2 separate regions of the Mus musculus genome follow, and region 1 is linked to region 2. Evidence: chromatin loops called from intact Hi-C (ENCODE). Cell type or tissue: heart. All regions are shown on one strand. Each heading gives the region's core, and the rest is flanking DNA. Links, peaks and the distances in the headings are about the cores only.

Evidence for each region. A loop is a pair of places that touch in the nucleus more often than their neighbours do. Peaks named below come from ENCODE experiments on the same cell type or tissue, not always from the same donor. Only the 100,000 strongest peaks of a DNase experiment are listed, where the experiment ranks them.
Region 1: a loop joins it to region 2, with 2.2 times the contacts of the local background. A loop is called at or near these places in 3 of 42 quality-filtered maps.

The regions. Positions count from the first base shown.
Region 1 is chr15:12,681,293-12,684,205 of GRCm38, forward strand. All of the region lies in intron 2 of Pdzd2 (PDZ domain containing 2), which reads right to left. Among named protein-coding and RNA genes, the nearest start is that of Gm41273, 31 kb to the left of the region's middle. In heart, for the core only: no CTCF peak of the experiment used is centred there; a DNase peak (open chromatin) is centred at 1,409.
Region 2 is chr15:12,584,805-12,587,717 of GRCm38, forward strand. The region is part of intron 3 of Pdzd2 (PDZ domain containing 2); the gene reads right to left. Among named protein-coding and RNA genes, the nearest start is that of Gm41273, 65 kb to the right of the region's middle. In heart, for the core only: a CTCF peak has its summit at 1,526 (motif pointing right); a DNase peak (open chromatin) is centred at 1,517; H3K27me3 peaks cover 588 bases.

The sequences.
Region 1 (2,913 bases), core at 228-2,727, 97 kb after region 2:
AGACGTGCTACTGCTGACAAACACTCCCTGGACCCATGTGTGCTATTATTTCTCAGAATGAAGACAAAGATTGATAGGGTAAAATCTGAAACTTGAGAGGAACAGGGGAGGAGACAGCTGATGAACCACAGAGAGGGACAAACTGGGACCCCAGACGTTGGAAGGCTGGGTTTTGTTGCTGTGCTGGCTAATATTATGTCAACTCTACATCTACACAAGGTAGAGTCATCAGAAAGAAGGGAACCTCAATTGTGAAAATGCCTCTATAAGATCTGGCTATAAGAAACTCTGCAGGACATTTTCTTAATAAGTGATTGATGGGGAAGGCCCCACCCATTGTGGGTGGGGCCATCACTGAGCTGGTGGTCCTGGATTCTGTAAGAAAGCAGGACGAGCAAGCCATGGAAAGCAAGCCAGTAAAAAAACCAAACCAAACCAAAAAAAAAAAAAAAAAAAAAAAAAAAAAAAAAAAAACAAACCAAAAAAAAAACCCTCCCATGGCTTCTGTATCAGCTCCTGCCTCCAAGTTCCTGCCCTGACTTCCTTCAATGATGGACTACCATGTGGAAGTGTGAGCCAACATAAACTCTTTCCTCCCCAACTTGCTTTGGTCATGGTGCTTTATCACAGCAATAGTAACCCTAACCAAGACAGTTGCCCAAGCATCTAACTCGTCTGTCTCAAGTCAGTATGTGAAATAGGGTTCCTGGGATGTCCCTGTCAGGGAAGTGTTCTTAGTCCCTTTAAAATAAGGGAAGTAAACAGATAATGTAACTCAGTGTAGAAGGCTTGCCTAGTATGGGCAGGGCCCTAGAGTCCACGCCCAACACTGTGAACACAAGTAAAGATTGGCTCTTCTTAAACTGTAAAATACATTCAGTGATAAAGACCCTGAGACTGCTGTTAGACAAACCCAGCTTTAAACCCATCTCCATACAGAACAGCTGTTGGAGCTTAACTTGTCTAGACCTTAATTTTTCCATCTGTAAAATGGGAAAAAATACCAGTGCTGCTGACTGGTTTGTTCTTAATATTTACTTTTTCTGCCTCTGCATGCATGCAGGGGTGGGGCGGGGTGGGGCAGGATCTTTCTCCACCAGTCCTCTATTAGTGGTACTCTTATCTCCTATAATCTTCAAGAGATCTGAAAGAGGGTAGCGATAATCACCCAGCAAGTTGCTAAGAATGGCCTCTGTGTCCAAGAGCCAATGTGTCATCCAGAACACAGGCTGTGTGGGAAGCCAGTTTCCCCTCACACAAATTACTAGGCACTTAAAAGCTTCCTCTCAAATCCTGATGTTCAGGGTAGAGGGAAAGGCAGGGAGGGGACCTCCAGATCTGGTATTTTAGACTGCAGAAAGGGAAACAGAAAGCTTTATTTATCTGGGCTCCCCAGCTTGCTAATTAACTTTCGGACTGGAAACTATTCTCGTGTCGGCGCCTGCACATCTTCTCATTATTAGAAAAACATCTGCTCGTCATCTCCATGGTTTCCGACAGCCCGAGAGGACCAGAGTTCCGTTCCCAGATGCAAATGTGTGACATCAAAGCTGCCCAGAGCACTGGATTCACCCCTCCTCATCTCCTACCCTAGAGGGCTTAGGCTTTGGGAGATCAGAAAAGTTATTGGATTTTCTAAATAAAATCGGGTGAAGCTACAAGGAGTGTGAGCAGAGACATCTGTGTGTGTGTGTGTGTGTGTGTGTGTGTGTGTGTGTGTGTGTCTGTGCACACACACTAGAAGCATGCTGTTGAATGGGTAAGGACAAAGTACTTAACTTATGCTTCAACTTGGCCACATAAGAGTTTGGACCACTGGATAGATATTTATGGGGTGTGTGTGTGTGGCATCCACTAGGTGCTCAAGTACTGAGTCTGTACATAAAAGGCTCATGGAGGACAAAGGATTTCTGTCCCGGACAGCTAGTGGTTCTTGAAGGACAAACACACCTGTAGACTCTCAGGGTGACCTAGGTATAACTTGGTGCTGTGAGACAGCGGTCCCTGGGAAATGGGGACACACGCTCAGAGCAGTCTCAGCTGGCAGCACCTCAGGATGGCTCCTCTTCTCCTGACTGGGTCTGAGTAATCAATGGTTACCTCTTTACTCAAGGCTGAAGGTTGTCTTGGCATTGAGGACTTCAATGCTAAAACCAGGCTAGCCCTGGCCAACTAGCATGAGTTGACTGTGCCACCTTCTTTTTCATCTTCCTCGCCTCCATCCACCTTTTGCTACGGATATTAAACAGGTCAAATAGTTTTGCCTCAGTGTGCTTATTTTAAAGTGTGAAGAAAGCCAATCCATCTCTCCTGCAGACAGTGAGATAGCCATGGGGAAGATGGGCATGTACTGATACAAGGATCAGGGACACAGTAGGAGAACAAAGGACGGGGGCACATTTGGGCAGACCCTTCAAATTCTACGCTGACAACCAACAGAAACCAACTGTGTAACTCCTGGGCTCCTCCTGCTCATCTGTCAAAGGCCCTCTCAATTCCGAAATCCTTCCTTGGCTCCAACCCCTCCTCTGTTCCCTTCTCCTCCACCCCATCATAATCTAAAGTCCGGCAGCATCTTTACTTCCTGGCTCTCTTCCTCCCTCCGGGCCCATCCCCCATCTCAGTGTGGAATATTCCTCCTGAACTGGCTCACATCTCATCCCCTCCTGCCCCCACGAAGCTATCCCTCCGGCTTGAATAAGTCCCTCCTCCATTGCTGTAGATTCATCTTCATCAGAAGTCAAGAGGTGGTCTTTCTGTCACAGGGAACTGACTGGTCAAATGTGCACAGTGCTTCTCCAAGCTTTTGGGGTGGCAGCTGTATCTGCTTACACATGGGTAATTCCCACCAACATTCCCCGTGAATGCTCAACACTGAGAGTACCGAGTCCTATATATACCATGCTTTTCCCA
Region 2 (2,913 bases), core at 114-2,613:
GAACAAGGAAAGATAGAGCCTTGGCTTTCTATTTCTGTGAAAGCCAGGCTGTGAGGTGTCTTGCCTCCCTTCAGAAGTCTCTAAGAGAGGGTAAGAGGTAATCCAGGCACCAAAGCTTGGATTTCAAAGACCCTCTTGTGAAAGAAAAATTGAAAATCACTTGGGGACATTTAGTACCCAAACATGAGAGAACAGAAATGCTCAAACGCGTTCAATACTCAAGTAAGAAAGGTGAAGCAGAAGTCAGCCTTCCTGCAAAAGACTCAGAAATGCCCACGGGGGAGGGTATGAAGTCAGACAGTAGTACTTTAATCACGCCAGATGCCTCCCTCCTTATGCTTCCTAGTGACAGCAATTCCTAGAAGTACTTCTAACAGTTTAGAAGTGGGTATCTGAAGTGAGGCATTGGGGGTTTCCTCTTCCTGGGTGGGAGTGTATGGCCGCACCGGCATTCAGTTCCAAGTCAGGTATCAGCGAAGCAGGTGGTTGGAAGGAAAGGAAGCACATCTGCATGGTGCGCTGCGTCACAGGCGTCTGCATGGTGGGCTGCGTCACAGGCATCTGCATGGTGCGCTGCGTCACAGGCGTCTGGATGGAGCGCTGCGTCATGGATGTCTGGATAGAGCGCTGTGTCATGGATGGCTGGATGAAATGTTGTGTTACTGGCATCAGGATGGAGGGCCATATCACGGGTGTCTGCATTGAGCAGTGCATCACGGGCGTCTGGACGAAGTGTCATATCACAGGATAGAGCACTGTATCAGAGAAAGTCTCCCATCTCATATCATCTCTTCCGTCCCAAAAGCAAGTGGACCCAGGGCTGGGGATGAAGCAGGCATGAAAGCCTGGGTTCAGGCCCCAGCATCACATCGAGCAGGCCTGGCAGTACATGCCTGTGACTCCAGCACTCAGGAGGCAGAAGCAAGAGTGTCTGAAGTTAGAGGTCAGCCTCTGCTGCTATATAGTGAGTTTGTGATCAGCATGGGCCTGTCTCAAAAGCCAAAAACAGTGGACCCTGAAATGTCACTCAATAAATGCCTGTTGATAAGTGTTTACAGACACGGCCAGCTTTTTCTAAGAACTCACTCGATTAGTCACTATAACGCTAGAGACTTGGTTACCTGATTTACCTTAAAAGAAATTTCTGGTCTAGGCAGTAGTGGCACACCTTTAATCCCAGCATTCAAGAGCAGAGACAGGCTGAGTCTGTGGCTAGCCTGGTCTACAGAGTGAGTTTCAGGACAGAGAAACTAGAAGCTGGCGTTAAAGACTCTGGGGACTCCTTTATTCATCTTGAAGAGCCCAGCAGGGTGGGTCATGCAATCACTGTCTCGTCTTCTGTGGGAACTGGGGGGAAGGGCAGGAATGAAAGTTGGGGAAACAGCACATTTTGGTGACTCAGTATGGTTCAGGAGGGGCGACTCAGCAGAGACCTCAGCCTGAAGAGCACAGCTGTGAAGCACACCCAGCTGGGGGACAGACAGCTCCAGCACACTCTCTCACAGTGCTTGATTTCAACCACAAGATGGCAGACGACGGCTCTCAGATTCTCCACTGCCTTGGCCTGGTGGCACTTAGAAATCTAGGGAAAGCAAGCTCCGTGCTTCTTTCCAACAGCAGCAATGACTCTTGTCACCAAGTTGCTACAAGCTACACCTATGAGACGGGAGGTTTTTAGGGTGTGACCCCTGCTTTTGTATGAAATGTAGAGAAACTTAACTTTCTATTTGTTTTGATCACAAACTACAGGATATAGAAAACTATCCAATGCCATTTGTTATTATTTATGGGTTTGAAAAAAAAAAGTTATTGACTCTGAGTCAAAGGCATAAACTTGATCTCTGGGAAGATAGATGACCTCAGGAAAGAACTCCCCCGAGTCTTAGTTTCTTCCGTGATACCAGAAAGTAGGACTTGAATGAGCTGGAAGAGATTCCAGAAACCAAGCCATGAAAAGAACTTGCACGAGAAGGCAGCAGGCTGAAAAGAATGGAGCTGGGTACCATGTGGGTCATGGGCTGTTTCTTTCAGCCTACATCCTTAGGGGAATGGGCTGTTCCACGTGGCCAATTTTCCAGATAATTGAATTGTAAATGCTGAAATTTGTTTTCCTTTTAACTTTCTGCAATGGAAATCTTCTTAGAGAGCATGCTGAGTAAAATTTAACCTTTCGTTAATATCTCTAGGTCACCACCTATAGACTATATATATAGTCTTGCATGGAGTACTAGGTGCCTCTGGGCACACATGCAGGGAGACAAGACCCTGTGCTAAGCGGCCCCAGGGACCATATTATAAAGCTATAATTGGAGAATCTTCCTTTCTCTCTGTCTCCTACTACATCACCACCTGCAGTCATTTCTCCAAGTAACACCTTCTCATACCCTCTTGACACTCTGCCTAAATCTGCTTTAATCCAGACAGAACTCAAGGTTGCCATGGGTAACCAGTCTAAGATTGTACCAACCCTAAATTTATTTTTACACATGATTTGGAGGCAGAGGGGATTGAAGGCTGCTGCTGGCTAGGGCTGATACTCAGCTACTCTTTATTGCATGGCGTGTCTCTGTGCCATTTGGCCAGTCACCTTGAGTATGTCTGGCCTATATCTGCCCAGTGAGATTTTCTTCTGGGATCGTACAGACTCCTCATACTCCAGGAACACATTGGCACTATCGTGGCTGGAGCACTTAAGACCCTATGCCTGTATGTGTCTTTGACTTAAGTGGCCAGCACCCAGACCATTGAAGCTACACAGTAAAATAGCTCACTGCTAATCCAAGGTTTCAATTACTTGTGGTCAAAAAGGTCAAAAACCTTCAGGACAGCGAGATATTTTGAGAGAGAAAGCACATCCACATAACTTACAGTAATCTGTTATGATCGTCCTATTTAAATATTACTTATGGTGGC